Regions from separate parts of the Homo sapiens genome. Here all the other regions are linked to region 1. A link is a contact called in ENCODE Hi-C or POLR2A ChIA-PET data. All regions are on one chromosome and are shown on one strand. The core of a region is the stretch at or near the end of the contact, and the rest is flanking DNA. Distances in the headings are between cores, read along the strand shown. Region 1 holds the start of PELI1 (pellino E3 ubiquitin protein ligase 1). Region 2 holds the start of LINC02576 (long intergenic non-protein coding RNA 2576). Region 3 holds the start of LINC01800 (long intergenic non-protein coding RNA 1800).

The links. Hi-C counts contacts between places; a loop is a spot of excess contacts on that map. ChIA-PET counts read pairs that join two places held with the same protein, here RNA polymerase II (POLR2A). Pooled maps may share reads with other maps.
Region 2: a loop to region 1 is called in a pooled map, with 1.8 times the contacts of the local background. The contact joins the promoter of LINC02576 here to the promoter of PELI1 in region 1. A Hi-C loop is called at or near these places in 2 of 50 pooled maps. POLR2A ChIA-PET finds 5 or more read pairs at or near these places in 2 of 52 experiments (A673 and CD4-positive, alpha-beta T cell).
Region 3: a loop to region 1 is called in a map of IMR-90, with 5 times the contacts of the local background. The contact joins the promoter of LINC01800 here to the promoter of PELI1 in region 1. A Hi-C loop is called at or near these places in 2 of 168 maps with a recorded cell type or tissue (IMR-90 and PC-9), 1 of 37 single-sample maps with no recorded cell type and 10 of 50 pooled maps. POLR2A ChIA-PET finds 5 or more read pairs at or near these places in 1 of 52 experiments (MCF 10A).

What each region holds. Positions count from the first base shown.
Region 1 is chr2:64,142,804-64,146,689 of GRCh38, forward strand. It overlaps PELI1 (pellino E3 ubiquitin protein ligase 1), which reads right to left and starts at 1,617. Exons shown (of 7, transcript NM_020651.4): 1 at 1,278-1,617. RefSeq lists silencers at 1,065-1,134, 1,145-1,214, 1,355-1,424, 1,505-1,694, 1,785-1,844.
Region 2 is chr2:65,028,529-65,032,414 of GRCh38, forward strand. It overlaps LINC02576 (long intergenic non-protein coding RNA 2576), which reads left to right and starts at 2,199. Exons shown (of 3, transcript NR_183398.1): 1 at 2,199-2,284; 2 at 2,418-2,731. RefSeq lists an enhancer at 2,549-3,412.
Region 3 is chr2:64,861,881-64,865,766 of GRCh38, forward strand. LINC01800 (long intergenic non-protein coding RNA 1800) reads right to left here and starts at 1,751. Exons shown (of 5, transcript NR_110224.1): 1 at 1,534-1,751. RefSeq lists a silencer at 3,738-3,886.

The DNA.
Region 1 (3,886 bases), core at 367-2,866:
AGTGTAAGAGTAATACATATTCGACACAGTAAAGGACAATGCCATTTCTGAAACAAAAGATCATGTGCAATGAAAACAAAGTAACATTTTGCAGAGTAAGAAAAAGTAAAGAGCCTGTGAACCGAAACAGATGACCTTTTCTTATATATAAAGCTTCAGTTTTTAGCACAACCAGCACCTTATGAATAAAGTTCTCAATAACATTTGTTGATATACTGTTTGATGACTAAACGACAGGAATATTGTTGGTGCTGTTAAAACCAAGGCACATTTCCTTGTGTGTAGTGATTAAAATCTGTTAAATGTACATTTTTAAAAAACCTCTGCCCTCTGTCCCCTTCTTGCTCTCTTGCCTCTAACAGACCTGCACGTACAAAAATAAAAGTAGATGGTGACGTGAGTTTATGATTTACATTAATTTCCCTACTCGGAGCATTTTTCACTAAGTCTTTAGAGGTTTTAAGATTCAAACACTATGTAAGAAGAATTATGGTTTGAACTACGTAACAATTACCTAGACATCTTTTGGACTTCAGTTAACCTGTAAGTAAAATGAGCATCTTTAACTTTTCCACGGGGCTTTGGAGAACGGGTTCTTCCTCATAAACGCTTTCATATACTCAGACACGAGGCGCGGTAGAAGATCAAGCGTATCCATCAATTTGAGAGCTTTTCACGACCTCAGTTTACCCACTTAGGGAAACGGGCGTATTAACTTGTTTCCTAGGGGACCCGGGGGTGAAATTAATTAGCGTGTTTAAAATGCTCTGAGATCCAAAGATGAAAGGAAATGTGAAAGACGCGCAGAGATGATGACAACAATCATAACAATAAAAAGAATGACTAACTTGAAGTCTGCGTTATGTAAGGGAGGAAAAGAAGTTATCAGATCCGCACAAACAAAAGGGAAACCCACCGCCCCTTTTGTTTCTCCCATTTCCCTCTCCTCCCCGCCACCCGCAGAGCTCCCCTCTCGCAGCCGGAGCGCGCGGCCAGCCAGGCGCGGGGCTCGGAGTTGGCCGCCGCGCGCCCCGCTCCCGGGCGGAGGGGGAGGCCGCGTAGGGCCGGTTCCTGACAAAGGCGCTTCCTCGAGCCAGGGCGCGGGATGCAGGCGCCGCAAACTCCGCTCCCCGCCGCAGCGGGGGCGCGCAGGCGGGCGGGGAGAGCCGGCTGCTGGCCGCCGGGGAAGCCGCCGAGGAAGTTGCGCGCCCGCCCTCCCCGCGCCCCTCGGCGGCCCCGCCGCCATCCATCCCGCGGCGCCCCGCGGTCACACTTACCGGACAATTGCTGGTGGCCGGGATCCCAGAGCGGCCCCCGAGACCCGAGGCGAGAGGGTGAAGTGTTGTGCGCGGGGAGCGCGAGCAGACAGCCCGCCGTTCCGCCGCTGCCCTCCGCGCCCGCCAGCCGAGCCCAGCGAGGGGAAGTTGACCACGGAGCCGAGCGCTGAGGAGCCGCGGACGCAGGGAGAGGCGTTGGGGCTGCTTTGTGGTGCGCTCCCGGAGGGCTGGGGACCAATTCGACCGCACCGCGGGACTAGGGCTGCTGCCGCTGCTGCTAGTGGAGGCGGCGGCGGCGCCCCCCGACGGTCCCTCCGCCTCACACCGCCTCTGGGTCACTGACATACACTCGCAAGGAGGGGAGGGGTCTAGCCGGGGGGCGGGGCCTGAGGGAGGGGACCGGGCAGGGCCACAGCGGAAGGCGGTGTCGCCGCACCGAGAAGGCTCTTGGGAATTGTAGTTCTCCGGTTGAAGAAAAAAGGGATTCATTGTTGTCCAGCACCCTACCAGGCTCGCTCTGCACTGAGCATGCTCGAGGGCGAGGTTTGGACCGCCCCCTCCCACCGTTACCATGGTCACCGACACACTTAGCGAACGTGTTCAGTGCTGCTGTTGGCTGAACAAGGACGGTCTTGTATTATGGTGTTGTTGGGGATCCAACCCTTAGACGGTCCTTCCTACTTTTCTCCACCTCCAACTCCTAGCCTTACCAGTCATAAGTACCCAGTGAGGTCTGACTTTCTCTCCATATTTCAGTCTTCCCTGCTGCGTAATTTATCTTCCACAAACCCTAAATCACAAATACCTCTGTCCCTCACTTCCCTCAATTGAATCTTCTCCGGCTAAATTCAATTTTCTTTACCTAAGACTTGTCGAAATGTAGTTGTTTCCAGTAATTGAACAATTAGGTTATAAAACTTAGGAATATCACCACTATCAAAGTCCCGTAATTAATTACTTTGCTCAGTTAGTCACATCTAACTTTAAGATTAGCAAAGGCAAAGTACAGAATTAAGACCCCTATATTTTACTTGATTACTATAAAAGAATCCGGGTTCGTTCATTTTAAGGCCTACAATTTTTAAGACATACAAATTTCATAAAGTATACGTTCAAAAGACAAGTTGAAAATTGTTTATGTGTATTGGCCAACTTTAGTTTGGTAATAAGAGAAGTCTGAACCAAGGTATGAGTATGTTGTTGGGCTGGTCAGCTAAGTCTACACCCATCTTGGGCACCCAGGTGTGGAAAGGTGGTAGGGAGGAGGGTGGAGAAAGGCAGGACACATTACTGGCTCTCCGGAGAGCTAAAGGCAACGCGTCCTGAGCGCTTTTGTTTTCCTTCTCCACCTACCTAGAACCCCACACCCTGGAAGAAAAAGATTAATGCTTAGGAATCAGACACACTTTTGGAGCAAGGCTTTCAGAGAGTCTCAAGATCAGAAATCCTTATATCTACAGACTATATAATTATACACTCATTCAAAAAATGCTTGTTGAGTGTCTACTTGTGCTAGGCACTGTTTTGAGCCCCAGAAATAGAGATACAAAAATGTAAAAGAAACATTCTTATTTTCAGAGTGCTTACTATGCAAAGGAGGAGACAGGTAAATAGACTTAATTTGAGAAGTACTACAATAGGAAAATGCAAAGCTACCCACAGATGTGGGCAAAATCAGGAAATGCTTCAAAGATCACTTGAGATAACTAGGAATTAACATGTTTGTGTATTTTGGTAGGGGAGGAGGAAGAGAGAGGTGGGTGAGAGCATTGGGGGTGGTGTTGGGGAGAGCATCAAGCACAAATACCTAAAGGTGTGAGACCCAAACGTATTTTGGTTCAGCAAATAGTTGCATTGCTGGCAGTAGAATGGAGTTGGGGGAGTGGCAAGAGGAGACACTGAAAAAGGTAAGGGAGACAGCTTAGGTAATGAAGAATCTTGCACAATATGCTAAGGAACATGAACCTTTTCCTGGAAACAATGGGAAGCCACACAAGGATTGTAAGCAGATGGAATTTTGATAAGATAGGCATTTTAGAAAGATCACTCTATGGAGTGTGGTATGTATGGGACCTGTTACAGTATTACAGGGGAAAAAACCATGAGAGACTGAACTAAGGTAAGGCAGTGGCAGAAGAGAAAACTGAGGGTAATCAGACACTATTCAGGGGATAGAATATAGAACATAGTGACTAATTGCCTAGGTTTGGGGGTGAAGGGAAAAGTAAAGTTATGAATTATGATGCTTGTGGTTGAAAGCAGCAGAAAACCCAGCTCTAACTGGCTTAACCAATAAAGGAGATTTATTGAACCATCTAGCTAGAAAGTTCAGGAAAAAGGCAGTCTATAGGGATGACTGATTCAACAAATCAGAGATGTCATTAAAGGCACTTTTTTTCCCTCATTTTAATTGCTTTATTGTTAGCTTTATTGTCAAATGACGGTTGCCAACAACTTGTGTAGCTTTAAGTTTCGCTATTTAGGTCCAAGAAGAAATAAGAAAAAGATTCACTTTTGGAAGCTCTTTTGTAAAGGAAAGAAAACTCCTTTCCCAGAAGCCTCAATGATTTAGTCACATGTCCCTACATAAACCAAAAATGGCTGCCAGG
Region 2 (3,886 bases), core at 949-3,448, 890 kb after region 1:
TCTGGAAAACTCCATTCTAGGTAATTTCCCAAAAGCCTCTAACTACAGTGGCCATGGATGACCTCATTTGAGGGGAAATCTACTCTTGTTTACACTCTGTCAGCCAAGGAGATGATCTTTCCCCAGATAAAACTGAAATGCAGGCCAGGCATAGTGGCTCACGCCTGTAATCCCAGCACTTTGGGAGGCTGAGGCAGGTGGATCACCTGAGGTCAGGAGTTCAAGGCCAGCCTGACCAACATGGTGAAACCCCATCTCTACAAAAATTAGCCAGGTGTGGTGGCGCACGCCTGTAGTCCCAGCTACTCAGGAGGCTGAGACAGGAGAATTGCTTGAACCCAGGAGGCAGAGGTTGCAGTGAGCTGAGATCACACCATTGCACTCCAGCCTGGGCAATAGAGCGAGACTCTGTAAGTGCCTCTATTGGTGTCTTGCAATACAATGTCTCAAAAACAAAAAACAAACAAAAAAACTGCAATGCAATTCATACTCTGGTTGTTGTAACATGGACAATTACAGAATCATCATTTCCATTTTTCATCTTGCTGACTACCTGTGGTTCCATTAAGAATCAAGAATTCTTTTTTTTTTTTTTTTTTTTTTTGAGATGGAGTCTCGCTCTGTTGCCCAGGATGGAGTGGAGTGGCTCGATCTCGGCTCACTGCAACCTCCGCCTCCCAGGTTCAAGCAATTCTTTTGCCTCAGCCTCCTGAGTAGCTGTAACAACAGGCGTGTGCCACCACACCCAGCTAATTTTTCTATTTTTAGTAGAGAAGAGGTTTCACCATATTGGCCAGGCTGGTCTCAAACTCCGGACCTCATGATACGCCCGCCTTGGCCTCCCAAAGTGCTGGGATTACAGGTGTGAGCCACCAAGCCTGGCCAAGAATCAAGAATTCTTTAAGAAGAGACAGTCTTTGAATGGGAAGCTGGCCTCCAGCCACAAATGCTACTTACTACAAAAACCCACGAGGTTACTTATTTGAAAGCCTCAGACAATGCCTGTGGAAAGAGGAAGAAAAGCCACATTCACAAGGATAAATAGGGCAGAGTAGAAGCCCTATCCACTGGTTCTCAATGTTGAAGGCTCATTAGATTCATCCACGCTAAAAAAAAAAAACAAAAAACCAACCCACCAGCACTCCACCCACAAAGATTCTGATTAAACTGGTTTGGGTTTGTGCCTGAATACTGGGATTTTCTTTTCTTTTTAAATTTTTATAAAGGGGAAAGTGGCCTGGTATGGTGGCTCGCTCCTGTAATCCCAGCACTTTGGGAGGCCAAGGCAGTAGAATCACTTGAGCCCAGGCGTTCGAGACTAGCCTGGGTAACATAGTGAGACTCTATCTCTACAAAAAAATTTTAAAAATTAGCCAGGTGTGGTAGCACGTGCCTGTGGTCTCAGCTACTCGGGAGGCTGAGGTGGGATGATCATTTGAACCCAGGAGGTTAAGGCTGCAGTGACCCATGTTCATGCTGCTGCACTTCAGCCTAGGAAACAGTGAGACCTTGTCTTAAAAAAGCCAATACACCACTAGGGTCAGTAAGGTGAGTGGAATCCTGGGGTCCTCCAAACTTCCCTGGCCTTCTCCCCACTTTCCTCTTTATTTTTGTTTTGTTTTTTGCCATATATTGGCATTTTTAAAAAGAGCCCAGGCCGTGTGCAGTGGCTCACACCTGTAATCCCAGCACTTTGAGAGGCTGAGGCAGGCGGATCACCTGAGGTCAGGAGTTCAAGACCAGCCTGGCCAACATAGTGAAGCCCCACCTCTACTAAAGATAAAAAAAAAATTAGCCAGGCATGGTGGCACTCGCCTGTAATCCCAGCTACTCAGGAGGCTGAGGCAGGAGAATCGCTTGAACCCTGGAGGCAGAGGTTGCAGTGAGCTGAGATTGCGCCACTGCGCTCCAGCCTGGGCAAGAGAGAGACTCCGTCTCTAAATAAATAAATAAATAAATAAATAAATAAATATTTTTTAAAAGAGCCCAGGCGATTCTATAGTAACACACAAACAAGGCTGCAAATCCTGGACTGGCCGCTTCACATCCCTTTCTTAGCACAGGTGCCTTCTCTTCCTAGTTAGTGCTATTTGCATGAAGCATTTCCAGGTGACTTTCAACTTCCCTATATTCAAACGTCCTGCCATCCGCTCTTTTGCATAATAAAAGTACATATGCCACACTGAGTATTGTTCTGTGTAAAGCTGATGGTGCTGTTCACATCAGAAATTGCAGCACTGAAGAACAGAGTTCATGCAGACTTTTACAACATGCATCAGCTACAGTGAGTATTCTTGCATGCTTTTGGCCAATGCAAGCTCTCATGGCACGCTGTACTGTAAGCTCCGGGTCGGTGTGCACTTCTGTTTTGTTCCTGCATTTCAAGCCATGCGAATTGACATGTTTTCTTCCCCAAGGCATTTGTTTGTTGATGGTACCAGCTGTCAAAAACCAAGCAAGTGGCAGTGCTAGAGGTGCCACAAAAGTGCGAAGGAAGTGTCAGGCTGGATGTCAAAATGAACACCTTGGAGAACTGGATGATGGAACAGACGGTAAAAATCAGCTAAACATCAGAGAAAATGGAGGAAGAGGTCAAAACTGTGAACAGGAACTAGAAGAAAGTGTAGCAGAAAAAGACTTGTCACAAACTTCGAGAGATTTGGAGAAAATGATGTCAAAACACATCTTCCTCAAGCCCATGCTGAGTATCTCTGATTTGGTTAATTTCTTGGTAAGTGTTCCAAGTACAGACAACAAAGCAGAAAAGCACTGATTACAGGGAAGAATTAAAGAATGTACAGAATTTCTGGGACGGATAGGGAAACAGGTGGGTGGCTAATAGCCAGGAACAATGTAGTTAAGAGTGCTGAGTTTCCGCAGCAGGTGCTTGCCCACACCTGTGACATTAGGAACCGGGCAGTGGAGCCTCCCTCAGAGCTACCCCAATCAGATCTCCCAGCAAGCTCTACCCCATACGGCCCATGCCCACCTTCCCAGCTGCAGCTTCTGAGTTTCACACAGGTGCTCTGCTTGGCAGACCTGCAAGGAAGTCTGAAAAAGCAGTTTGTGGTTTTCCGTCTGTGCAGCTCAGGAAGGTACACCTGATGGGAGTTAGCTGGGCTTTGGCTAGCCAACCTGCAGGGTCTGGAACTGCTTCTGTTTGCAGGACGCATCCCCCTATTCCAGACAAGCTCTGGATTCCCCTAAGTGCCTATTACATGACAAAGGCAGGCTTTGTGAATGAGCGAATACATCAAACCCTCTCATAGTGCTGCTGCCTACCAGCCAGTGGGTCTGTTTCTGTGCTGCCACCAACTTTGTTGAGCAATATTTGTCTTACAGCTATTTTGAGTATTTTATTGCACTGCCTTTGTTCTTTTATTCCACCCCTCTTCCTCTCTCTCTAAGTGAAAGAAGTGAAGTAACGATATTTGTGATAAGAAGTGTAGTCTCATACATTTTATGAAACTGAAACAATTAAAATTACCAGTAGTATCCGAAGCAGCCTATCTATATCCTCAATGAGACCTCAGTGGGAAAAAAGATCTACTGCCTCTTCACCTGTAAATAACACGTGAAACTGCTAAGACCGTGTTATTGAAGAATGTGGCTAGTGGGCAGAGTGCCATTTGGAATTTTATAGTCGTCATTATCTTTCTGGGAGTGGAACCTCCCTTATAACGTGGAAGGCTATTTTCAACTTTTGCACTTTTTTACTTGGATGCCTTTTCCAGACTCTGTTAACGTTTGGAATTGGGTTTCACTCTACAGAGAAAGAGAAGCAGGAGGACAGGTGTAGAGGGGAGGAGAGGGAGGACCGTGGGTCGCAGATTGGGCCTATTCCCCTGCACTCACCACTTTGTCTGTCACTGCCAGCCCGCTCCCC
Region 3 (3,886 bases), core at 501-3,000, 720 kb after region 1:
CCCTCCAAAGCCACCAGAATGCCTATAGCTCTGCATTCTCTCCACCCACCACCCATGGCCGAGCCCTCCATCTGTGCCCTGGGCCCCATCCCCTTTTGCCAGCACAATTATCCCCTTTCTGTTGTGTTCATCAATTTCTTCCTTCCTACCAGAGCCTTTCCATGGAAGTTAAATGGGACTTAAAAAGCTCTAAAGCCTTAGCCTCATATCCCCTTCTTGCTATTATACCATGTTTCTGCCCCTCTTTAGAGTGACTGTTCCTGAAAGAGTTGTCTACACACTGACATCTCCACCTCCACACTTCTCATTCTCACTTCCACCCACTCCAACTGGGCTTTTAGCCCTAGTTGTCTGTTTTAATAGCTCTTATCAAGGATGCCAATGACTGACATCTTAAGGTCACATTGGTGGCCAGTTCACCATCCTCTATTCATCTGGCCTGTCAGTGGCACTGAATGCGTTTGACCACTCTCTCTGTGGAAGACTGAATTATGGGTCCTATTTCTTGTCCTGCCTCACTCTATCCCTATCCCCTTCAATCCGACTCTGCAGTCCCTCCCGCTAGATGTAGACTATACTGTACTTTCTTGCCCCTTGACTTTGGGCGTGGCTGCATGACCCCTTTTGGCCAATGGAATGTAGGAGGAGGTGACATGGTGCCAGTTCCAAATCTAGGTCTTTAGAGGCATTTTATGTTTCCACCTGCTTTTTTGTGCCTATTATCACCATGGGAGAAAAATGTGCCCTAGCTGGCCTGCAGGTACAAAAAGAGTGAGGGACATGTATGCAGAGCAGGCTCAGCCCAACGGTGGCTTAGAGCTGCCCAGCCAACATCAGCCTCATCTAGCCAACCTCCAGCTGACTCACAGCTTTGTGAATCAAATAAATATTTACTGTTATGCCATTGAGATTTTTGTGGTTGTTTGTTACCTAGCAATAGCAGACTGATACATCCTCTTTCTCAAAATACTTCCTTTGCTGAGTTCCTTGTAATCACCATCTTCTGGTTTTCCTCCAGTGTCATGGGCTGTCTTCCTCAGTCTGCTCTGCTGGGTTTTCCCCTACCAGATCTCTAAAGGTTGGAGTGGCATCAGTCTCAGCCATCTGCTACCTTCTTTCTTGACTCTCTCCCTAAGTGGAATTATTCTGGCCTACTGCTTTGAAGACTACCTACATGCTGGTTCTCAAATTTAAATCTGAACTCCAGACTCAAAGCTGTCTACACATATTTACCTGATGTCTGATAGGTCTTGGCATGGCCCAAACACAATTATGGATCCACCTCCTACCCCCAACATAGGACTACCCAGTTAGTCCTGGGTCAGATCATCAGTAAGCCTTATCTATTCCCACCTCCAAAACTGACCCAGAAACCAGTATCACATCTCACCATCTCCATAGCCACAACTGTGGTTTTTAAAATCTCCTCCTGCCAGGACTTTTGCAATAGTATCTTAACTGTTTTCTTCACTCCCCACCTTCTAACCCTCCAAAGGCTTCCCACTGCAACAAAATAAAACCCACACTTCTTACCTTGATCCATGAGGACTCAGCTACCTATGTTCCCAAGGCCCCTCTATTCTTCTTGCTCACATTGCTCCAACCACGTTGGCCTTCACGGTGTTTCTTAAGCATAAGGAGCACATTTCTGCCTCAGGGCTTTTGTTTTTACTTGCCTTTCTGCTTGCAGCACTCTTCCCCAGATCACCACATGGCTGCCTCCTTCCCACCCAGAAGGTCTCGAATGCCACCTCCTCAAAGAGACCTTCCCTGGCTAAATAAAACAGCACCCATCAACCTACCACACACACGGATGCACCCACATGCACACACACACACCCCTCTACCACAATACTCTAGTTTAGCTTCCTTTTTTTGTTATTTTTAATTTTCTTTTGCAGAGGCAAAAGAAGACACTTGCTGCCCAGGCTGGTTTTGAGCTCCTGGCCTCAAGTGATCCTCTTGCCTTGGCCTCCCAAAGTCCTGGGATTATAGGCGTGAGCCATGAGTCTACTCTGTTTCTCCCATTAAAATATAAAATCCTTAAGAACAGGTATTTGTCTCAGTCTCTGATGTATTACCAGGGCCTAGAACATGTCTTGTACATAGTGGACTTTCAATAAATGCTTGTTGATTGACTGACTGATGCTAGAACTGAATAGAGAAGGGATACAATTGGCTAGATTGTGAACATGGGAATGAATGTCCCAGGAAGGCAACTGCAGAAAGGCTGGAGAATTCAAGATACAGTATATCCAAGGGGTTATGAGGGGCCAGGCTGGCTACAGGAGAGAATTCATGGGGAATGAGGGAAGAAACTTCTGCATGGTGGAAAGACTTAAATGCCATCACTCCCAGTCATTGGAGATCGTGGGTGCCCCTGAGGGTTACAGATCAAGGACGTGATATGTTGAAAGCACAGGTTTTAGGATGATTAGTAGGGTTGAAAGGTATGCATTTCTGAGTGTCCTTAACTATGTGTCTTCCCTTGGGATCCCAGAATTTTAGAAGACAAAGACATCTAGAAGAATCTGAGAGCCCAGGGGAGCCAGAGAGATTGGTCCCCTTGGATTCCAGATGCAAGAAGAAGCCATTACCCAACCTTTCAGGGACCGATACTGAGTTCCCGGTTCAGGAAGTTCTCCCTGTGTAATTAAGGATTTGCCAAGCGCACAGCCGGCATTCATACACACGTGTTAACGAGCTGGTGCCCCAGTGTCCCTGGGCTCCCTTATACCCTCCCCCGACACACACACACACACACACACACACACACACACACACACACACACACACACAGTTGCTTTCATGTACCCAGTGGCTGAACACAAGCTTCCCCATACCCCCACCCCACGGATGCATCTCTAACCCAGCTACTTGCCTTCCCAGCCCCCTCCACCCAATTCTATTGTCAGGGCTGAACAAAAGGCCCAAGGCATCCTGGGTTAAAGGATTTTTAACTCTGCCAATCCCAGGAGGCTCCAACATGAAGCAGCTTCCTGCTGGAGAAAAGTGACTGAGACATCTCCCCAGGCGACAGGGGAATTTTTTTTTTTTTTAATCTGGTCTGAAAAACAGAACCTAGCCGCCAATCAGACACTCCTCCCCCCAGGACCCCACCCCGGAGACCTCCCAGCAGTCAAATGGGCCTTGAGGTCTCTTTCCTGATGACTTCTATTTGCAGGCGTCAGGCTTGTTGCTTCCCACGTCCCCCCCGACCCCCATCAGACCGGACTCTGGCTCTCCTCTCCTCCCGCACCTCCCCCACCCCGCCCTGTGCCCGGTGGCTGCCCCCGGCGCACGGACAGTGCCCCCTCCGCCTCTCTGCTCCCCGGGAGTGCCGGCAGTGCCCGGGCAAGGCCAGAAGCCCAGGCTAGGCCCCCTCCGTGGGCGCGCCAGGTTCTGTGCCGCGTCGTCCTTCCCCTCCTTGGGCACCGGCTCTGAACCTGCCCGGCCAGAAACCGAACCCGTTTTCAGGAGGAGCGCCTGCGGGCGTGCTGGCTCCACGCGCGGCTCTCGGGGCGGCCGGGTTCGGGCGTGTGCGTTTCCAGGCGCCTCTGTCCCCAGCGGGAGGAGCGGCTGTGGAGGGGGCCTGCTGGCGGCTCACCCCAGGCCCGGAGGGTTCGGGAACTAAACCTGCATCTGGTGTCAAAACCCCTTTTTGCCCACCCTGGCACTGACGTTAAGCATGCATCTTTTTTCCCTGAAGTTTTTTTTCCGTAGAAGACATACTGGGTAAATTAGAAACATGTTTGAGAAAGGAGTGAGCGGCGAACGCTGGCATCTAAACAACACAAAAGTGCCCACGCCAGGCCACACGCCCAGGCGGCCGCGGCCTCGGCGGCGGCGCAGCGCCCCCTGGCGGCCGCGCGGGGCCCCTACCGAG